Regions from separate parts of the Mus musculus genome. Here regions 2 and 3 are each linked to region 1. Evidence: chromatin loops called from intact Hi-C (ENCODE). Cell type or tissue: left cerebral cortex. All regions are shown on one strand. Each heading gives the region's core, and the rest is flanking DNA. Links, peaks and the distances in the headings are about the cores only.

Region 1 (7,828 bases), core at 1,005-6,004:
ATTGTGCGTGTGTGTCCGTGTGTGTGTGTGTGTGTGTGTGTGTGTGTGTGTGTGTGTGTGTGTGTATTTACACATTTGCAATCACACATAAGTGCAGGTGCCTTCAAAGGCCAGGAGAGGGCCTCAGATCCCCTGGAGCTGGAGTTACAGGCAGTTGTAAGCTGCCTAGCATAGGTGCAGGGAACTGAGCCCAGGTCCTCTGGAAGAGCACCTAACTACTGAACCATCTCTTCCGCTGCCAGGTTTTCAGTATTTTACCTTTTGATACAACTGTGAATGGGATTGTTTTCCTGATTTCTTTCTTAGCATGTTTGTTATTTGTCTCTAGAAGGGCTACTGATTTGGGGGTGTTAATTTTGTATACCCCTATTCTACCAAAAGTGTTTATCTGTGCTAAGAGTTTTCTGACAGGGCCTTTGTAGCTTTTATACATAGAATCATATCCCCTGTAAATAAGGATACTTTGACTACTTTCTTCCTATCTGTACCTCTTTTATTTCCTTCTTTTGTCCAAGCTAAGACTTAAAGCACTATATTTAATAAGACCCTTGTCTTAGTCCTAACTGTAGTGGAAATGCTTTGAGTTTTTCCTTTGTTTGGTATAAGGTTGGCTGTAGATGTTTTGTATTTAGCCTTTATTATGCTGAGATGTTTATTCTGTTCCTAGTCTCTTCAGCAGGATGGAGTGATAATCATTCTTTTGAATTCCTTCTTTAAGATTATGTCAACTTTACTCTTGTTGGAGGATGTTACTTTGTGATTGGTAACTTTTAAGAATTATGCTACTTTGATTTTTTTTAATGTTTCTTATGTTTTTGAATTGGGACATACCTCTGGAGTTCAGGCATTAGTTGTATTTCCTCTCTCTCTCTCTCTCTCTCTCTCTCTCTCTCTCTCTCTCTCTCTCTCTCTCTCTCTCCTTCCTTCCTTCCTTCCTTCCTTTCCTCCACCCCTCCCTCCATCCCTCCCTACCCCCTCTCTTTCTCTCTCTTATCACCTGAATTCTTTGTTGAAAGTATTTGTACCATTCAAAGGGGACCAAGTTATAAGTGGGTTGTAGTTTTGGTAACTTCATACTCATATCCTTAGTGCTGGGCTAGGCTGCATTTCTAGCAGAGTGCAGAAGAGTTGTTCTCTTTGGTTCATATCCTCACTAGCATTTGTTGCTTTTGTAATGACTGCCATTCTGATGGGGGGTTTGAGGGTGGGGGGAATCTTAGTTAGGGTTTTAATGCTGTGACAGACACCATGACCAAGGCAAGTCTTATAAAGGACAACATTTAATTGGAGCTGGCTTAGAGGTTCAGTCCATCAAGGTGGGAGCAGGACAGCATCTAGGCAGGCATGATGCTGGCAGAGCTGAGAGTTCTACATCTTCATCTGAAGGCTGCTAGTGCAAGACTGACTTCCAGACAGCTAGGGTGAGGGTCTTAAGCCCACACCCACAGTGACACACCTACTCCAACAAGGCCACAGCTCCTAATAGTGCCACTCCTTGAGCCAAGCATATACAAACCATCACACTGGGGTAAGATGGAATTGCAATATAGTTTTCGTTTGCATTCTCTGATGACAAGTGTAGTGGTTAATTTGCTGAAGAGTCTTTGTGTGCTTTTTAAAAAAAATAGTTAATTAATAAAATCCAGAATGAATTTAGAATCATTAAACTGATGTTTTTCTCTTTTTCTGAGCACACACCAAATTGGCATTACTAAAACCTAGAAATAGGGAGCAGAATTTAAAATAAGTTTCGTGTCTGGAACTGTAGCTCGATTGGAGAGCATTTGCCTGGCATGCAGTCCCATTACCACATAAGCCAGGTGTTATGGCACACACTTGTAATCCTGTCAGCTCAGTAGGGGCAGAGGTGCAAGCCTATCACTATCTGTATGAAACACTGTCTCAGAAAATGGGAGGGAGAGGTGGGGAGGGAGGGAGAGGGAGAGAGAACAGAGAGCTTCAACTTCTAGAGCTGTATAAAATCTCCACAAAGGCTTGGCTTTAATTTTCATAGTAGTTGAAATATTTCCTATATAGTTTTGTGCAAAATCCTTTTCTTATTTACCTTTTCTTGCTTTAAAAGTAGTTTAAGCATAAAAATCATTTAGAGATAATTAGAATACATAAAAGAACTTTTATTTTAAATTTTGGTTGTGCTGGGAATTGAATTCTGGTCCTGGCGTGTGCTAAGCAAGTAATCTACCATAGAACATTTGCCCCCATAATTATCTGATTTTTATCATTATTAATTATTTATTCGTTATTTTATTTTGAAAGAAGGTCTTGCTATACAGCCACATGACCTCAAATTTGTGATTCTCCTGTCTTAGTCTCCTGAGGGCTGTTCTTTATTTTTCAGACAGGTATTTGCAGTGTATCCCATACTATTCTAAAAATCACTGTATAGACAGGGCTGGCCTCAAACTTGCAGTCCTGGTAGACTGAGAATCATTTGGGGCCTTTAGAGCTGGTTAATCTGCTACTAAATTTGAATTGGGATATGGGTATTTCTTCTGTTATAGTTATTTTTCCTATCCAAAGAATTCTGCCCTTCAAGAGGAGACTTACTAGACATATTGTGCAAGCTTTCGGGTGAACAGGAAACTTTATTAAGATTAGGTTGGTGCCTCATGCGCATCCTAGTACTTAGGAGGCTGAAGCAGGATAATTTTTACAATTTCTAGACTACTCTGGGATATATAATGCATCAGCTACTGCATGAGATACTGCCTCAGTGCAAAAAGAAGAAGGGGGAAGGGAAGAAGAACAAGAACCAAAGCAATATAACCAAAACAGAAGGAAGGGTCACGATGACATAGGTGACAGAGAGCTAGATTGTGTATGGTTCATGACAGGGACCCTTCTTACCTGTGTACGGGTCAGGGAGCTGGGCTGTGGTTCATTGGTCACTTAGCAGTTTGTGATGCTTCTCAGAAAGGTGACTACTGGTCTTTCACAGCTGGCCTGGTCCAGTATGTTGAAGTCCATGGATGTAATGAGACAGCGAGGCAAGATATTTAAACCAGAACCAAGAGAGTGAGGCGGCCCTTTCATTTTTCTGTGTCCCCTAGTTCCAAACTACGTATAAAGCCTCTGGCTGATAGCGTCAGCATTTTCACCATGTATTTAAATGTAGTGTGAGTACCTTACCTGAGAGATTGTTTTCCTCCCATTAAAGTATCAGCCATGGCCTGGCCAGTAGCACTTGAGAGGCCAAGGCAAATGGAGCTTTGTGAGTTCCAGGCTAGCCAGGGTTATTTAGTGAGACTCTGTCTCTAAAATAAATACATTATTTAATTAAATAAGCAAACAAAAGTCATTAAATACAACAAACAAACTAAACACCTTGTATGGCTAGTCCTGGTTGTTAAGTTGACTATATCTGGGATGAACTACAATCTAGAATTGGAGGGCTCGCCTGTGATCCAGATCTTGAGGCTGGAAGACACCAGTTTCTGAGCTGGATTAGATCTTGGCATGGAGATCTTGCGGCATAGTGGCCATGAAAATTTAGACCCAGGCAAGGTAGTACACGCCTTTAATCTGTACCACACATTCTAATGGAAGCCTACATAAGGACATTGGAAGCAGGAAGAGTCACTCTTCTTTAACTGCTTGTACTTACTTGCCAGCACATCTGTTAGAACCTACTTACTTCTACAGAAGACCAGCTGAAACAACTCGCCTCAAGACTGAGCAACTACTAGATTCTTGGGTTAATTGGACTACAGACTGTAAATCATCACAATAAATTCCCTCAATATAGAGACATTCCATAAGTTCTGTGACTCTAGAGAAGCCTGACTAATACACACCCCCATCAGTCAGGAACGACTACGTGATGCAGCCTTCTGTCAGCAGGTGGCAGGCTTCTCCTGCTGCAGTAGGCTGCTTTCCAATGTTGCTGCACTAGTTGTGTTGCTGGATAGGTAGTTAAATTTTTTTTTTCTTGGTGTACATTCATTGTCTGAACGTTATGCTCTCTCTCTCTCTCTCTCTCTCTCTCTCTCTCTCTCTCTCTCTCTCTCTCTCTCTCCCTCTCCTCTTTAAGACAGTATTTTACTATGTAGCTTTAGCCTTGTACACTCAGAGATCTGCCTGTTCTTGCCTCCTGAGTTCTGGAGCTGAGTGTATGAGCTGCCATGCCTGGCAGACTATGTACTCTCATGTAAACCCTCAGAGTTACCTTAACATTAAGCTATAAATTTTAAACAAGTATGACAACACCCAGATGTGGCAGACTTGTTTGTCATCTTGTCATTTTGTTTTATATGCTGTTTGCCTTCTCTCCCTTCCTTTTTTTTTTTTTTAGTCTACTAGAGTACAAAAGATACAAAATCATCTTGCAGTTGATGAGGGGTTGCATAATCTGTTGGTAAGCTCCTTCTTGTAAGTAGGTGGAAGTAGATACCGCAGCCTGAAACATCCTCTGTACTCGTGGTAGTCTTCTCTACCTTGTCACATCACATTGTCTTATTCATATTTCTCCACATGCCCTTCTAATTGGGAATTTAGGTTAGAGACAGCATTAAGAACACCATAATCTAAGCAGCTGTGGCATGCCCTCCTGTAGTTTAAACTACAGGAGCCTAAGGTACAGGATTACTTGAGCCTATTGAGAAAACAATAAATGTCATTTTATTTTTGAAATACCACTCTTAAAGGTTTATTTATGTGCATCACTGTTACTTATACATATGAATATTTTGCCTGCATGTGTGTGCCTGATGCCTAGAGAGATCAGAGGAGGACACCAGATGCCCTGGAACTGGAGTTACAGATGGTTGTGAGCTGCCACGTGAGTGCTGGGAACAGAGCCCAAGTCCTCTGCGGCAGTAGCCAGTGAGGTTAACCACTGAGCCATTTCTCCAGCCCTCACATCACTACATTCTTATACGCAGCTTTCTCAGGAACAGCTATCAGCACACCAAGGTCAAGGTCTATCTTGTCAAACTGTTAGAATTCTAAAAGAACAACTGATTCACTTGGTGGATTCTTATAGAAGCAGATGGGAACCACTTGAGAACTCTTAAGCTTTGTCACATGCAGAAATGCAAAACTGAAATGTGCTGACAGTAGTTAGAAGAAGAAGAAGGAAAAGAAAGACTAGAATCAGATATGGTATAAGGCACACCATAATCCCAGCACTTGGGAAGCTAAAGAAAGAGGATGGTAAATTTGGGGCAGGCCAGGGCTATATAGTGAAACTGTGTCAGAAAGAGGGGTCTGCAGGTGAGCGGGACACACTACAGTGGGACTGGAGCTGGAAGCCCTACAAGTTGAAACCAAATCTCTGGTTTGGGGAATGGACTTGGGACCAAGTATACACTACATTATTTGCCTAACTTGTAAAATGTTCCACCTGGAATTATTAGCACAACTGTCTGTTAAGCTGACTCCAGCAGTCTGAAACTTTGATAATCACTGCATCCAGGTAATGCTAGTGACACTCACTACAGAAAAAGCGAAAGGAAGTCAAGTCACCTGCAAATCCCTGTCCTTCATCTCTGGTCACTTATTGATACTGATTTGCTTGTATTGGCTGTTACAGCATACAGTCTAGTTTGCTACTAGCGCATTTTAGATTTTAGGATCTATGAGTGCAATTAGTCAGGTTTCTTTTTCTATTTTGGTCTTGTGACAGTATCACTATGTAGCCCAAACTAGCCTGTAAATTCAAAGGTCCTTCTGTCTCAGTCTCCTGTTACAGGCTTGAATTGTCTTTGTGCTAGGAATCATCCCATGGCCTCCTGCATACAAACTAAAGCACATGGTTTTCCACTGAGCAGTCCTGTAGCCAATCAGTCATGCTTCTTGTGTATTGTTGCACTTGGGAGACCTGAAAATCTTGCTGTGTGCTGAACTGTCTCTCTCTCTCTCTCTGTTCTCTGTTTAAGTGTATCAGATAGAATGAACCAATAGGAAAACCTCACTTTACCACTTTGATTTAATGTGCCCTATACAAAATAGCAATCTATAGTAACAGTGTTTCTTTTGAGCAGAGAACAAACTGTATGTTCTGCAAAGTCCAAGATACAAAAACATCTTCATCTTGTTCTGTTCCAGGCACAGAGATCCCGCTACAATAGGATGGAAGTAACAGTTAGAGTCATGCAAATCTTGATATACCAGGACATGGCACATTTAGCATGAAGCATGGAAGACTTTTTAAATAAGAAAAAAGTTGTAGGCTGCTAAAGAATGTGTTTGAGTTTCTCAAAGGAAATTTGAAATCTCAAGCCACCTAGTTGAGGTTTGGGGAAAGGTTTTAATATCTGTTGGGGTGGAGCCCACAGGCCCTCCCCATAATCAGACCAACCAGCTTACCAAGTAGACTGGGCTGGCTGGTCACCAAGATCCAGGGATTACAAGCCTGTGTCACCGTACCCAGTTTTTTAAATGGGTGTTCTAGGGACTGAACTCGGGCCCTTGTATTTTTCAGGGCTGACCAAGTCCTAAGAAACTTTTTCGTGGCAAACTATGAAAAGTTCTGAATAGTTACTCAAGCATACAAGTAGATATCACTTTCTCCATTGATAAAGATAGCAGACATCTATTACAGTGTCAGAGTGGGAGAAAATAACCTGGCGGATATCCTGTCCCCCGTAGTTCTGTCCTTTGGCATTGCAATTCCTCATCTAGTGCCTGCCGTTAGGAGGGACGTGGGTGGTTTCAGCCAGGCCAGCCACAGTGCAGAGATGAAAGTCCACTCCACTGCTGAGGACCCGCCTCTGTGACTTTCAGCTTCTTTCTAGCCCTTCTCAGAAAACAATGAAAAATCTATTTAAAACAAAACTGGTTTTGTGTTGCTTGTTTTGTGGTTGGTTCTGAGATTCAAACTCAGGGCTTCATGAATGCAAGACCACTGACTTACATCCCTTGCCCCCAAAAGTGTTTGTTATTCAGTAATTTTTTTGTACATATTGTTTGTACATACAATGTATTTTGATCATTTTTCTCCACCAATTCCTCCAAGATCCTCTCAACTTCCCTACATACTAAACTGTGTTCTTACTCACTGTCAGCCGGATTCTCCCTGTCTCCCTCTTCCCATTTCTCTATCCATCTCCAAAGAAAAAGGAAAAAACTCACAGGAACATCAAAACAAACAAGCAGAAGACCACCAGTAATATCCCAAAACAAGAAAAAGTCCACAAAAATATCATTGATTTTGTGTGTGTGTGTGTGTGTGTGTGTGTGTGTGTGTGTGTGTGTTGGCCAGCTGCTCCTGAGCACATACTCTGCCCTGAAGTATCATGATACACCCAGTGACACACCGTTGGAGAAAATTGATTTTTCCCCTTGTCGATTGCAAATAGCTTCTTGGTTAGGGGTGAGACCTTTTCTGGCTTGAACCTGTGCAAGTCTTATGTGTGCTGCTAGCCTATATGTGCTCATATGTGCGTCAGTCCTGTTGGACGTATCTAGAAGTAGAGCCATTAATTCAGTACTTTCGGTGGCATTACTGTTTTGTGTTTATGCTTCTTGTATGTGCCTGTGTGTGCTATGTGTGTTTGAGTGGCCACAAGCACTTGTCATGGTGTGGAGATCAGAGAACAACTGTGAGATTTGGGATTTGATTTGTTTTGTTTTGAGTCTCAGGGATGGAACTTGTGTTGTCAGGCTTTATATCTGTTGAGCCCTCTGACGAGGCAAGCAGTCTTAGGAATATATTTTTCAAGCACTCTAATGTAAGCATATATATATGTAATTGCCTATAGCGACACAGGTGTGTGTTCATGATTGATTGCCTGCAGTGGCACAGGTGTGTGTACATGATTGCCTGCAGTGGCACAGGTGTGTGTACATGATTGCCTGCAGTGGCACA
Region 2 (7,828 bases), core at 1,300-6,299, 59 kb after region 1:
TTGGCTACAAAGCAATATTTAGGAACTGAGGTGAATATGCTCACATTAGCAAGGAATGAGACAATCGGAACATCAATAAGAATAATTTATGGCTAGGGAAAGGATTGAGGGACCCAAAGAGGACAGGGACTCCACAGGAAGACCAGCAGAGTCAACCAACCTGGACTGAGACTGAACCACCAACCAAAAATTATACAAGGGCTGGACCTAGCCACACCCTCTACTCCCTGCATATATGTAGCAAATGTGTAGTTTGATCTTCATGCAGGTCCCCCAGCAACTGGAGTGGGGGCTGACCCTGACTCTATTGCCTGCCTATGGGTCCTCCTCTCCTAACTCGTCTGTCTTGTATGGCCTCAGTAGGAAGGGGTGTACCTAGTCCTGTAGTGACTTGAGGTGCCAGGGTGGGTTGGTTCCCTGAGAGGGACCTCCCCCTTCTCAGAGGTGAAGGGAAACAGAGGGAATGGGGAAAAGGCCATGGGGGTGGCGTATGAGGGGACTGGGAAAAAGGGGGACTGCAATCAGAATATAAAGTGAATAAATAAATAAATCCATGAGATAAAAGATTTTAAAAGAATAATTATATCTTTCAGAGACAAGAAGTAAGACACATTTGTGGTGATTTTCAAACTGTTTCTCTTTAGTATCTTTAGTAAGGTACTCAAATGCCCGACTCTTTGAAGAAACAGTATGCAGGACTGGGTTTGTAGCCAGAAGGATAGCACATTTTGCATGCACAAGACCCTAAGTTTGATCACAAGCACCAACAAATAAAAATAACCCATTATAGAGGTTTGAATGAGAAAGCCCCGCCCTATAGTCTCAGACATTTGAACATAACCTCCCAAGTTAGTAACACTCCCAAGTTGGTAATACAGTTCAGGAGGTTTAGGCCGTAAAGCCTTACTTAGTTAGAGTAGCCCATCCCTGGGGCCCAACTTTGAGATTAAAGGCCTCACACCTTCCAGTTGCCTCTCTGACTTTGGAAATGCATTGGAAGAGGTAAGATCTCACCTCACTCGTGGTACCACACCTGCTGCTTATTGCCACGATGAACTCTTATTCCCTGGATGATCTGTAAGCCCAAATAAACCCTTCCTTCTATCAATTGCTTCTGGTCATAGTGTTTTATAGCAGCAACAGAAAAGTACAACCAAAAGAGCTGTTTGCCGATCTCAAGCATGGAATATAAAACATGGACAGGCTGAGCCTCATCCCCTCAGCCTCCTCTCCCCTTTGCCCTACAGACCACAAAGGCAGAAAACAGTGTGGAAAATATTACATTGGTTATTGCTAAGTAGAATACCATTCGACTTCCTCAATAACACCATGTTTTCATTTGTTTTCTTTTCTATCCTGTTTCTTTAAAATAGGTTCTTATTTACCAGGCTAGCCTTGAACTCACAATCCTATGGCTCAGTCTGTCAACTGCTACTACAGGTGTATGCCGCCACACCCTGCTCTCATTTCTATTCTTTACTCTATGAGTACCTACTGCTTAAATACCTAAAGGTCTCTGTTGTATCCAACCATCAGTATGATTGAATTATGAAATTTAATATGGATAACTAATAAACCTTATTTATCAGTCAACACTCTACTTCTCTTCATAGGACAGTAATTATTTTATTTTGCTTTCAAGACAAGGTCTTATGTGGCCGAGCTGGGCTCCAACTTACTGTGTAGCTGAAGATGACCTTGAACTCCTCAACTTCCTATTCTCACCTCCCAGGTACTGAAATTAGACGTGTGCACCCCCATGTGCTGGGGATCAAGCCTGGGGCTTCATGAATGCTAGGTAAGAACTCTACCAACTCCACAATAGTCACAGCCAATGGTATGCTTTGAGTTTATCCAAGTAGAGCACACACACAGACACACAGACACACACACACACACACACACACACACACACACACACACACACACACATACACACTCATAGAGCTAACAAAGGAGGAAAGCTGGGAAATATGTCAATTTAGACATCAGTGGCTAAACCTTTACTTTGATGTTTACAGCTTCTTAAACTGTCTAGACCAAATCTTGCTTACAAATAAGAAAGTGAGAGAAGTTGGTGGCCAGGGCTGCAGCTGGCAAGGCAGGGAGGAACACAGCGCTTAGCATGAACACTGATGTCCATGAGCAAATGCAAGTCTAAACAGAAGATCATCCTGCCTAGCAGTGTCCAACAGACCTCTCTGTAACAATGGAAACAAAGGGTGTTGTGGAGTAGCACAGAGCCCTTCGCAATGTGTGGCTCTCTCATACCAGAGATGTGAGGCTGTGGCCAGAACTGAATTTTAATATTAATTCATTTTTGCTTCAATGTAAACAACCACGTGTGGTAGCCAATGGCTACCATAGTTGTACTATAGTTGACCTAGAGCAAAAGGCAGGATATTTCTCAGTGGACACAGATGAACTGATCACTACAGACAAAGGTAAAGACAATAAGGCTAGAGAGGTGCCTCAGAGATGGATGACCGAGGAGTTAAGAGCACTAGCTGCTCTGTCAGAAGACTTAGGTTGGGTTCCCAGCACCCACATACAGCAGCTCTCAACAGCCTGACTCTCCAGCTCCAGGAGATCTGAACCTCTCTCCTGGCCCCTATCGCAATGCACTCATATACATGTACAGAGAAGCAGGCACACACACAAACTCACCAATGAAAAGAAACATACAAGAATGAACGAGTGAAGCTCTGAGGAAGAGAAGGACTTACCATCTCCCTCCTCCCCGTAGGCCAGAAAAGGGGGGACTGTGATGATACGCTTCTCGCCGACACACATGCCCAGCAGCCCTTTGTCCATTCCAGGGATCAGCCATCCAATCCCCACGTACGTGTCATAGGTTTTCATGCGATTATGGCTGAAAAACATCAAAGAGGAAGGAAGCAAGTTCCATACCATTCCTAACTCATCCCTTGGGATTTCTGTTTTCCAAGTCTCAGATAAACACAAAGCCCACAGTCACCCCTAGGAGCAGGGTCTTATGTGGCCCAGCAGGCATATATCTCATTGTTAGGAAGAAATGAGAAGTTCCTATGGATACCGGCAGTCAACAGCTCTCCTACTCACTGAGTTCTCTGCCATTACGGAAAATCTCAGAGAGTTCCTTCCCTACTTTTTACCCTAGCCTCAGGCCTCTCTATAGTTCTCCCCTTCCCTTTCCATAGACAAACCATATAAATGACTCAAACACCCATGAGTTTCCCTGGAAACATGTCTCTTCACTTAAATGGAGATCTGCAACTATGGTTTAACCATTTAGTCATTTAAATGAAATTTTTAATTTCTTCTAAAGGTGTTATAGTTTGACCCTGGCACCAGAGTATCAAACAAAATTATATGAGGAGGGATTTAGTACTAAGTATAGTTTGGTAGAATACATTTTCTGGTTTCCTAATGAGCACAGAAAGAAGACACGACAGAAGGAACCAAAGGCATTTCACACACTGCCACCAACAGTGGCACCTACCTGGAATCAAACAGTGTCCCATCCAAGAACGTTCCGTTGTAGTGGTACCTCACAAAATCCGATACTTGGATAGTCCGAGGGCAACTGGGAGGCTTGAAATAGGTCTGAATGTGAACCTGGTCTTCAGAATTCCAGATATCCACCAAGAGTACATCAAAATGAAGAACTGAGTTTGGAGGGATCACACCAGCTGGAAATTAAAGAGCGTTCACACTGAGAGACTGCCATCTTCTGGCAACTCCGAGACTCCCTAGAAAGCAGCGGTTGAATAGCTATCTTCTGTCGAACCGCTCCCCTCAGGAGGGAGGAAGTGGGTATGGAAGTGGGACTGGAGAGACTAACAGAAAAAGATGTACTAGGTTCCTCTCCAAAGTTGTAAAAGTGTAAACAGTGGCTAATGAGAGGAATTGTGCCCTAAGGAGCTGCCTCCAAGTTGAGCTCCAGAGACACAGGTTTTATCTGCCACCACCCGTATCACAGTGGGCTTTTTAATAATACAGTGGCTGCCCGGAAGTAACCCCTCAGCCAAGCTCCTGCAAGTTACTCCAGTGAACTCATTAGCTCACCAGGCTGAATTTAGTGGGATCTTTGGTCTGCTATCAATGACCTACGTGCCTAAGTGGGTTAAATAAACATGTGCTCACATCCCACAAGTAAGAAGTCAACTGACCACTGCCGTGATAACAAAAGCCAAAAGAATTCAAACCCATCACAGATGTACAATTACAAAGGGCTGATTCTTCCTCCAAATAAAATTAAAGAAAGAGAAAAACTTCTCCTCTTCTCAAGAGTTCCTTAGATACTCCTGTGTCGGCACTTTCTTCCATCTCTAAGAGATAAACCTATACTGGAAATGCTAGCTATGGGTGTTGGGCCTTTCTTTTTCTTCTATTAAAGATCCCAAATTCTCCAGTCAGGTTGGCTGGAGGGGCTGCAAATGTGTCTATAAATAACAGAATGAAGACTTACAAACTCCTTCACTTCCGTAGGCAAGGTTTGGGGGAATCGTCACAAGACGCCTCTCGTTTACGCACATCCCAACAAGAGCTTGGTCCATCCCTGCGATCAGCTGGCCTTTTCCCACAAACACATTGAAGGTAGAGTCCCTGTCATAGCTGACAATCCAGAAGGAAGAGAGAGAGAAACAAAAGCACAGTTATTGCCATAGTGAAAACAGTTTCGTGATGGTCACAGCAGCAGACAAAAAGGCCTGCCAAGGAGTTACTGACCCAGGATTTGTAACCACTGGACAGCATCTGCAGGGTCAAAGTTCTTATATTAACTTCAATATAAGTAGCCAACAAATCCACTTAAAATTGCTTGCCGCTGGACTGATGAGCTTAGGCCCAGATCCAGGGCTTTGAATTAGCTCTCCCCAACATGTCCCCTTCATTGGATGAACTGTTAGAGTGCATAAAGGGACCCCGTCCTACAGATCCAAAACTATAGGATCTCCGTGACACAGGGCAACAACAGAATATCCATATCCAAGAGGAATCATAATACAGTTCCAGTATTGATAGTGTAGCAGAAGCCAGAGGCCTCATACCAGACCAATGACTCACTGCAATGAGCATTTGCAAGCAAAGAAGTATGGACAAAAGGGTATACTGTGAGACACATTGTGACACACTACAGCTTCCACCATGAGATTTTTTTTTCTTTTGGGGGATAAGGTTGCCAGGATGGAGAAGTATATGGGGTGGGGTGAGTAGAATTGGGGCGCATGATGTGAAATTAACAAAGAACCAATAAAAAGTTTTTTAAAAAATACTTACCACACAAGTTTGACACCCTAAGTTTGATCCCCCTGAGCCCACAGTGAAAGCAGAAAGTCCTGAAATTGTCCTTTGATTTCCTAAGCCACACTGAGGCAGATGCAATAGAGAGGGGCTGCACATGATTAAATGCTGACATGGCAGGCCATAAATAGCAAGACATGGATGGGACTTACACCCTGTTCTTCAACATTAAATTGAGCAACAGAGTTTTATCTTCTAGGAGATGTATTGGTTATGTGCTCTGAGAGATATATAAATGAAGGCCAAGACAAGTTTGTCTCTAACTACTTTATACACTAGCAGAGAAGCCCATAGGTTCAAACACTGTGTGTGGAAAAGGCCTGATAGTCCATAGTAACAAAGGAAGTTGTGGGGAAAGGGCCACAAGTTCAAAGGTAGCCTGGGCAACCTTCTGAGACTGCCTTGAAATTTAAAGGGAAAGAGGTCTGGAGGCACTGTGCAGTGGTGGAATCTAGCATTGCAAGGTTCTGGATTTAACTCCCAGCCCTGCAGACTGAAGAAAAGAATCAGGGTGGGAAAGGGGAAATGAGTGCAAAACCGAGAAAAATAAGCAAAAGAAACCTTGCTGAGTATCTTGGTTTACAATAAGAAGCAATGGAAACAACTCAAGGGGATAGCCCTGCCTTTGTTTTAGTCAGATGGAAAATAAATTGTCCTGTGGCCATCTTACCGGTTCCTACTCGTCCATATTGAAGGGTGCTCTCAGTGAGTGAGGGGTAAGGGTGCTCTCAGTGAGTGAGGGGTAAGGGTGCTCTCAGTGAGTGAGGGGTAAGGGTGCTCTCAGTGAGTGAGGGGTAAGGGTGCTCTCAGTGAGGGGTAAGGGTGATCTCAGTGAGTGAGGGGTAAGGGTGCTCTCAGTGAGTGAGGGGTAAGGGTGCTCTCAGTGAGTGAGGGGTAAGGGTGCTCCCAGTGAGGGGTAAGGGTGTTCTCAGTGAGTGAGGGGTAAGGGTGCTCCCACTGAGTGAGGGGTAAGGGTGCTCTCAATGAGTGAGGGGTAAGGGTGCTTCAGTGAGTGAGGGGTAAGGGTGCTCTCAGTGAGTGAGGGGTAAGGGTGCGCTCAGTGAGTGAGGGGTAAGGGTGCTCTCAGTGAGTGAGGGGTAAGGGTGCTCTCAGTGAGTGAGGGGTAAGGGTGCTCCCACTGAGTGAGGGGTAAGGGTGCTCTCAGTGAGTGAGGGGTAAGGGTGCTCTCAGTGAGTGAGGGGTAAGGGTGCTCTCAGTAAGTGAGGGGTAAGGGTGCGCTCAGTGAGTGAGGGGTAAGGGTGCTCTCAGTGAGTGAGGGGTAAGGGTGCTCTCAGTGAGTGAGGGGTAAGGGTGCTCTCAGTGAGTGAGGGGTAAGGGTGCTCTCAGTGAGTGAGGGGTAAGGGTGCTCTCAGTGAGTGAGGGGTAAGGGTGCTCTCAGTGAGTGAGGGGTAAGGGTGCTCTCAGTGAGTGAGGGGTAAGGGTGCTCTCAGTGAGTGAGGGGTAAGGGTGCTCTCAGTGAGTGAGGGGTAAGGGTGCTCTCAGTGAGTGAGGGGTAAGGGTGCTCTCAATGAGTGAGGGGTAAGGGTGCTCTCAGTGAGTGAGGGGTAAGGGTGCTCTCAGTGAGTGAGGGGTAAGGGTGCTCTCAGTGAGTGAGGGGTAAGGGTGCTTCAGTGAGTGAGGGGTAAGGGTGCTTCAGTGAGTGAGGGGTAAGGGTGCTCTCAGTGAGTGAGGGGTAAGGGTGCTCTCAGTGAGTGAGGGGTAAGGGTGCTTCAGTGAGTGAGGGGTAGGCCAATGCAATGGCTCAGCTGGTGAAGACACCTGCTGCAAGCCTGACAACCTGGGTCCCTGGTACTCACATGGTGGATGGAAAGAACCAACAACCACAAGACATCCTGTGGCCTCTTCATGTGTGCCATGGCAAGCATATGAGCTGGCACACACACACACACACACACACACATATACTACAGGTAACACAGCTACACTATCAAATGATACCATTTTCCATTTACACATATGCAGATACTATGGAAAGATCCATTTTGAAAAACCTGAGAGGGGCAGGGAGTTACTAACTGCTAGCACTTATGCTTCTGTGGCCACCCTTCCTTTTGATACATCTGCCTTTTCCTCATTTTTTCCTAAGGATCGATTTGATGAAGCAATTTGAGGTGCCGGCTTCCTCAGACCTTCCCCCTTCCCCGGCTCCTCCTAGTCTAATACCCCATTTTAATTCAAGGTCAGTGAGCAGAACAGGATTTCCAGCCTGGGCCACACTGGAGCACAAAGAAGCACGTGCACCTTCTACACACATCAACCTCAAACCTCCACGATGGGGCAAATGCCACCTCCTGTTCTGCCAGCTCCTGGTTTTTGCCTGAGCATGGCCATATCACAGTACCGTCCTCGGAGCCATCCTTGGGATTGTGATAATGAAACTATAAGCAAGGCTTCTAAGACTCCTGAGGACCAGCACATGTGGGAGCAGCAACAGTACCCAGGCAGGCGGGGGCTTTACAAATGCATTCCTCATCTACAGAACATGAATACAGTTTCCAAGCTTAATACAATTTTTTGAAGTGCA
Region 3 (7,828 bases), core at 1,503-6,502, 100 kb after region 1:
GTCAGAGGTTCCAACACTGTCTCCAGCCCAGTGCCTAATATTGTTTCTGAATCTGCTTGCAGTGGGACTCCACAGTCTACATAGTTCTCAGCTCAACTGTCATCCAGGCTCCTACTAGGATGGCCCATTAAAGTCTGCTTTCAATGTTCACTTGCTTTCCTAATCCAAAGTCTCAAAGCCTCCCACATTCCTTGAAACACAGCAGTAGACCAACTTCTATCTTAATTTACTTTTCTATTGCTGTGATAAGACACTGTGACTAAGCCAATTAAAAAAGTTTAATTGGGCTTATGGTTTTAAAGAGTTAAAGTCCATGATGGCAGAGCAAAGGTGTGGGAGCAGGAAAGACTGAGAGCTTACTGTGAATGGCAGGAGGGCTTTAAAATCTCAGAGCCCACCAGAGTGGCTCCTCCTCCAACAAGGCCACACCTCCTAATCCTTTCCTAACAGTACCAGTTGGGAACTGAATGAAAAATGGGCACAGTAAAGAAACCAAAATACCTTCTCTGTGGGTCAAAAGGGAAAAGTTTATTCCAAACTACAAAGGTTGTCTCCTGGGAAAGCAAGGAGAAGCTGACAGGGAAAAGATTTTGAGGGATAAGTGGGACCAGGAAAAGGGGGGCTTCTGAGCTGGCATGAGGCTTGTGAGCCCAGACTGAATGAGTCTAGAGTGTAAGCATTGACCTTGACAAGTTAATGGGCACCACAGCCATAAGTTAATGAAAGGACCACAAGCTCCTCTTGCCAGAGATAAGGAGAATGACTCCTTTTTAGCAAACAAGAACTTTCTTCAAGCCCCTAAAGGAATGGGAACTTTGGTCTAAATGCCAGCCTTGGGAAACAGACTTTCTTGGGGGACCAGACAGAGGCCAAGTATTCAAACATATGGGCCTATGTAGCTGCTGTGGTGGGGGGAGGGGAGTCATTCTCATTCAGACCACCACAGAATACTATAATATTCCCAAGCTTAATTGGCTTTTTTTATACTAACAGCATAATGATCTACGTCTTGAAAGCACTGAAATAAACCCATCCCATAACTTCAAACTCAAGGATGCTGTGCTCAGGCCCCATTGCCCCACTCCTCTCCATCAAGAACATCCCTATGACTTTAAACAGGCTTCTCTAACCTGTGGTCCATGGGTACATGTGGCCAAAATATGATTGAGGCTCAACACAAAATTGTAAAATCACTTAAAATATTAGGAGGGTAGTTTTTGCTATTGTAATGGGTTGGCCTAATGCTGCTTATATTCTAATGCTAATCTGAGGGCCCCAAGACTGGTACCCCAGAGACAAGAGAGTCTACATGTAAGACACTGAGTGGCCCTAGCCCCAGTTAATTATGATTGGTGAATAGAGATGCCAACAGCCAATAGCTGGGCAGAAGAGACATAGGTGGGGTTGAGATGTTGTGGGCTTAGAGAGAGAGGAACACAAGGAAAAAGGAGGAGGCAGAGGCAATGAAAAAAGAATGTGCAGGAGAGAGGAGAGCCACCATGGACTAAGGGCCAAGAGAACATGGCCTTGTGGGCTGCCCAATTGGAGCTAAGAGCAGTCCAGATGGAACATAGTGAATAGTGATGATTTGGGGTATTGATAGGAAAGTGGATTCTAACAGCGTAGAGGGTAGGCAGCTGCCCAGCTATTGTGCTGCCTAGGGCATATTAAAATATGAAGGCTGTGTGTCTTTCATTAGGGAACATAAATGGTCAAAGGCAGGGAAGAAGCCTCATGCCGGGATCTATAATTATTTTCTACTACATTTGTAATTCAATTGTGTGGTGCTCAAACATGAACTTTGTGGATAGCAGTGTTACTTCACAATGTCAAAAGGTTGGACATGCGTGGAAGGGAGCCCACCCTAGAGACCAGAGTGTTCTTCCAACACCATCATCCTAAGCCTGTGAAAGATAAACCTCCCTTGCTACAGCCCTCCCCTGACACAGCCCTCCCCCAGACACAGCCCTCCCCAGACACAGCCCTCCCCTGACACAGCCCTCCCCCAGACACAGCCCTCCCCTGACACAGCCCTCCCCCAAATACAGCCCTCCCCTGACACAGCCCACCCCCAGACACAGCCCTCCCCCTGACACAGCCCTCCCCCTGACACAACCCTCCCCCAGACACAACCCTCCCCCAGACACAACCCTCCCCCTGACACAGCCCTCCCCCTGACACAACCCTCCCCCAGACACAGCCCTCCCCCAGACACAGCCCTCCCCCAGACACAGCCCTCCCCTGACACAGCCCACCCCCTGACACAACCCTCCCCCTGACACAACCCTCCCCCTGACACAGCCTTCCCCTGCCACCCTTTCCAGGAACCTTTTAGGGGCAGGAGTGTTGCTCCTGTGCTAACTGCAGCTTCCTCTATCATTACAAAGCCAGTGGGGTGGCAGAACTGGCTGACTGGCCTCTGCCTGTGGCATTGGTGCTGTCCTGCTAAGTGGGCTGAGACCTGCCATACTCTTCAGTACCACCACCATCATCTTGCTGAGGAATGGCAGCCTAGGGCAGCTCCACTTCTCCCTCCTGGACAGTTTTCGTCAATGTGATCTGCCTCCAAAGAACATTGCATGGCCTCCTCGGATTGACTGTGTGGAGGTAAGCCGGTTATCATAGATTTTCTGAACTTAGAGCCTCCACTTCTTTGTTTTTTTGTTTGTTTAGTTTAGTTTAGTTTAGTTTAGTTTAGTTTAGTTTAGTTTAGTTTAGTTTAGCGAGACAGGGTTTCTCTTTACAGCCTGGCTGTCCTGGAACTCACTTTGTAGACCAGGCTGGCCTCAAACTCAGAAATCGGCCTGCCTCTGCCTCCCAAGTGCTGGGATTAAAGGCGTGCGCCATCACCGCCCAGCAGAGCCTCCACTTCTTGAACCTGAAGCTGATGACTATTGGGGAGACGGTAAGAGATAAAGAGAACAAAGACACGCAAATGTGGGGCAGAGGAGGTCTGAGGGAGAGTAAGATTTGCAGAGCAGTTATCCCCAAAGCTTGCATAATGCAGAAGGTAAAACAGGGCATGGTGGAGACTCGTGATTCTGCGGCTTTGGTTAGAAAAGGTGGGGGTGAAGAAGGCTACAGAAACTGTGGGCAGATAAGCTAGCAGTTGAAAAGGAAAGGAAAGGAAAGGAAAGGAAAGGAAAGGAAAGGAAAGGAAAGGAAAGGAAAGGGGGGGTCAAAATTAGTGTCCCCTTGCATAGGATAGAAAGATATAGGATAAGAGTTAGTGGCAGCAGTGTGTGTGTGTTAGTGCAATTCATATATGTCTTGCTTCTGTCTTATAGAAAAAGTTATGTAAACTCTTAACATTATTCATACAAGGAAATGGAAACCAAAATTTTTCTGTGCCATCAAATTAAGGATTTGAAAACAAAGAAAAAACCAAGTTTTGGAAATGGAATAGCTCATTTTCTCAATAATGAGTTTCTGTGAAAATCTATCAGTGACTGTTGCTATTTTCAAGTGTGAGGATACACTAATTTTAAAGAAACGTTTAGTTTTAATAATCTCACTTGGGGTGTTTTTATTTTATTTTTTTCTGGAATCAGGAAAAGACACATTACTCCAGGCTAACAGACTTCCATTTCAGTCAGCATCCTTTATGGTTGGTTGTAGCAATCTTAAGCCATAATTCAGCATCAGGCAACCTATGACATTGTTGACCTTGATCTTATTCCAGCTGTATGTAGATCAGGGTGGTAAATAGTGTATTGGTAGCCACAGGCACAGAAAATGTTCCTGGAATTGGTTTGTCCACAGTGATTTTGCCCAGCTCTGATTACTGTAAAGGCGGACCATCCCTTCCAGTTATTCCTCTGGCTCATTCTGAATAGTATGCTGGTTTTACACTAGGGATATACGTGGGCTAGGATCTCCCCCTAGTGTTGAAACATTGGAAACACATCAACTGCAAGCATCACTGATCAGAATGGAGATGCCATCTGATGCTGACAGCTCACAGGAAGTTTATAATTTCTGAGAAGATAAGCACGATGCCAGATTGGAAAGATTTGAACAAACACCTAATCCCTCAATGCTCAGATGACAGAACAAACCAGCAACCATCCAGAACTTACCTAATGGGCAAAATAAAGAGCCAGAAAATGGCCAGATAGCAATTAATATTGGAGAGCTCCTAGGTAGAAAATATTAAACAGCTGTTTTAAATCCTTGAAGCTCAACCTATTGAGTTCAATCTATGGCTCTCTCTAATATAGGACTGAACACTCAGTGTCTATTCCCTACACTGTGACCAGCTGTCCATTCTTTCCATTGGTTGATGGAAAAAAAGACACTTCTCTGACCAAGGAAACAGCAACTCAGGACTATCTATGGGTAATATGTAGAAGGCACATTGGCAGCAAGACCATTTTGCAACATACCAATAGTGGATTCTACCCTGTGAGCCTATAGAGACCATTCTTATTCAAACCACCACAGAATCGTACTAACTAGTGGGTTTTCTTTTTTTTTTATTAGATATTTTCTTTATATACATTTCAAATTTCAAATGCTATCCCGAAAGTTCCCTATACCCTCCCCTAACCCTGCTCCCCTACCCACCCACTCCTGCTTCTTGGCCCTGGCATTCCCCTGTACTGGGGCATATAATGTTTGCAATACCAAGGGGTCTCTCTTCCCACTAGTGGGTTTTCTTAAGGCTTTTGTATACACTCAAATTTTGGCTGACCTACCTACTACATTTTCCTCCCTTCCATCCTCCTACCTCTATCCCTGCTTATTCCTCTAATGCCCTGTATCTCCTCCTCTTCTTTTATTTCACATGTTTTCTACTATCCTTTAAACTGATTTTAAATTGGATTGTGAGATAGTAGACTTCTGTATGGCTTTTCATTCACTCTTCCTTTGGGTTAACCCTTCCCTCCACCCTACTGGTCTCCCCTTCCTGCTTAAGTCCTTCTAACCCCAATATTTCACCTCTACTTTTATTTTACTGACAATGTTCAATCTGTGCTCCCTTAGCATGTCCCCAAAAACACCTCTCTAGTTTCCTGGATTCCACTGTAATCCTCATGCGTGCTAGTCAGTTTGTTCTAACTTCACACAAACTGAGTCACCTGGCAAGAGGAAACTGAAATTGAGGAATTACCTCTATGAAAGTGCCCCATAGGCATGACTGTAGGGCTTTTCCTTGGTTAAAGAGTGATGTGAAACCTCCTTCCGGGAGAGAGTGCTCCTGAGATGATTGAGTCGGTGAGCAGTGTCAGTGATCCCCCACTCTGCTCCTGTCTGAGTCCCGTCCTGACTTCTCTTAGTGACTGGCTGTAATTGAGGCATGTAAGATAATAAAACCCCTTACTCTATAAGTTGCTTTTGGCCACAGTCTTTATCACAGTAGTAGAAAACAAACTAGGACAGCACATATGGGAAACCACGGTGTTTGTCTTGCTAGACCTGAATTACCTCACTTTGGTACATTTTCCAGTTCCTGCCCTTTACCTGCAATTTTCATGTCCTCTTTTTTTTTCTTTACAGGTGAATAATTTGTATTAATGTCTATCACATATTTCTTATCCATTCTCCAGTTGATTCTGTTTCCTAGGTCTTGTGAATAAAACAGCAATGAACACGGATATACAAGTATGGAGATCAGAAGACAATTTGTAGAAGTCTGTTTTCTCTTTTCACCATGTGAGTTCCCAGGAATAAAATTCAAGTCTTCAGGCTTGGCAGCAAACGACTTTACCCACTGAGCCATCTTCCTGCCTCTGGTTTTTAGTTTTGGTGACTGGGGTCACACTTTACTGTCTAGGCTGGGGTTCTGTGGGATCAAGTGATCTTTTGTTTCAGCTGAGACTACAGTGTGTTGCTACATTGTCTGTTTTACTAAGCTTCTCTAGAGAGGCAGTATTGAAGAAAAGTCACTCTGTGTGTGTGCATGTGTGAAGAATTGAATCCATAGCTTTGTGCATGTCAGGCCAGTACTCCACCACTGACTGTCATCTCCAGCCCTTTGGTTTGGGGGACAAGATCTTGCTATTTACCTCATGCTGGTTTCAAATGCTCAGTCCTCTTGTCTTAGCCTTCTGAAAGCTGAGACTCTAACTCTGAGACTCCTGTAAGATTTGTTTGTCTGTTCATTTGTTGTTTATCATGTCAGCCTCAGTGGGACAGGAGAATCTCACTCTGCACTCACTTGTATTTCCAGCCTCGGGTTATTACTGGCTGTTGATCAGCTGCTTTTGTTTCCAGCCAGATGGACTTCTCCAAAGACTGTGTGGGTGTCCTCATGCCATGGTGGCTAGCTTCCTCAGGCACTAGTAATGAGGGGGTGTGCATAGCAAGATGCAGAGAGAGGAAAGAGAGAAAAGGACAGAGATAGAGTGCTCTCCAGATGGAAGGCTACCATCCCTTCCACCCTACACATGGTGCTGGGATGGAACACATGCCTTGCTTTATGTGTCAAGCACCCTGCTACACAGTTACTCACATCTCCTGAGTCTTGCTGTATACTTCTTTCCTTTATGCAATTCAGTGAATCGTGCACTGTCAAACCATGGGCTTTACAAGAAGTGAGACATTTATCATAAAACATACACATTTACACAACCTAACTTGAGTATCAGATGTGGTTAGACAGTGATCTGGGATTTAGATAGTGTTTGGCCCATTTACCTATTTGCACAGGTTGTGCAGGCCACATGACTCCTTTTCCTTTCCTGTTGCTTGGTGTTAGGGACTGACCGAGGGCACCATGTGTACACACCACACACGCTCCTGCTGCACTGCACCTGCTGTCTGCCATCCCTCCTGGAATCCTGGAACATACATCCCTCTGGATTCCTGAGTCCAAGGTTCTGGTTCAGCTGCACTTTGTGTCTTTATCAGAGTCCATTGTTAAATAACAGTTTCCCCTTCTTTTAAAACAGATCGTTACTGTCTTATGTGTGGGGGTGTTTTTGCCTGCATGTATGTCACACCACTTGTGTTCAGTGTTCATGGAAGGGTGCCAGAAGTTGTTGTCAGATCCCCTGGAGTTATAGATGGCCATGAGTTGCTATCTAAGTCCTAAGAATCAAATATGTGTCCTGTAGAAGAGTAGCCAGTGTTCTTAACAGCTGATTCACCTCTTCCGTCCCTAAGCCTTCCCTTCTTAAGCTCTGCAGTGGGCATTTTCCAAATCATTACTCCCTTGAACAATGAATTAAAGTTGTGTTTTCAGGAATTTAATCATAGACTGAGTTGGGATAGTACAAGAGAGAGTTTGGTCTTTTTACTTTACTTTCCTCTCTCTTTCTTTCTTCTAGTTCTTTCCTTTCCTTCCGTGCTTACTTCCTTCTCTTTTCATCTTCTGATGCTGGAGTTTGAGCCCAGGGGCTGCCAGGCAAGTGATGTGCCTTGAGCTATACCCCTAGCTGGAGAGCATTTGTATCACAGACAATTTAAAGTGAGTCTTAGGGGAAAATGAAACCAGATTCTTAGCCAAAATCTCTCATGGCCTCTATCCTACTTCTTAATGAAATCCTTTGTCTGCGGTTCCCCCGCCCCCAACTGCCGAAGTCTCCGAGCCAGGCTTCCACTGTATCTCTCTCACCATTCTTGTCTTCTAAGTTCCCACCAGAATGTCACACACACTACACTTTGTGTACAGCAGAGACTCTTCTAGCCTGAAGGATCAAAAATTTCCACATTCACTCCACAAACCTGTTCCAGAGGCCTAAGAACCACATGTCCAGATTCATCAGTGACATCCCTACTCCTGGTACCAATGTTCTTTCTTAGTCATCGTTTCCTGTTACCGAGATAAAATATCCTGACAAAAACAACATTTAAGGAAGCGAGTGTTTACTTTGGCACAGAGTCC

What was found. A loop is a pair of places that touch in the nucleus more often than their neighbours do. Peaks named below come from ENCODE experiments on the same cell type or tissue, not always from the same donor. Only the 100,000 strongest peaks of a DNase experiment are listed, where the experiment ranks them.
Region 2: a loop joins it to region 1, with 4 times the contacts of the local background. A loop is called at or near these places in 9 of 42 quality-filtered maps.
Region 3: it touches region 1 in a loop (7-fold over the local background); 30 of 42 quality-filtered maps call a loop at or near these places.

What each region holds. Positions count from the first base shown.
Region 1 is chr6:56,905,153-56,912,980 of GRCm38, reverse strand. The region is part of intron 1 of Nt5c3 (5'-nucleotidase, cytosolic III); the gene reads left to right. Among named protein-coding and RNA genes, the nearest start is that of Nt5c3, 15 kb to the left of the region's middle. In left cerebral cortex, for the core only: a CTCF peak has its summit at 3,857 (motif pointing right); DNase peaks (open chromatin) are centred at 3,855, 4,420 and 4,836; H3K27ac peaks cover 567 bases.
Region 2 is chr6:56,846,406-56,854,233 of GRCm38, reverse strand. Fkbp9 (FK506 binding protein 9) reads right to left here. Exons shown (of 10, transcript NM_012056.2): 2 at 4,451-4,596; 3 at 3,482-3,671; 4 at 2,727-2,872. Among named protein-coding and RNA genes, the nearest start is that of Fkbp9, 18 kb to the right of the region's middle. In left cerebral cortex, for the core only: CTCF peaks have their summits at 3,718 (motif pointing left) and 5,727; a DNase peak (open chromatin) is centred at 3,690.
Region 3 is chr6:56,804,888-56,812,715 of GRCm38, reverse strand. No RefSeq gene overlaps it. Among named protein-coding and RNA genes, the nearest start is that of Kbtbd2, 11 kb to the right of the region's middle. In left cerebral cortex, for the core only: a CTCF peak has its summit at 3,892; DNase peaks (open chromatin) are centred at 2,989, 3,870 and 6,317.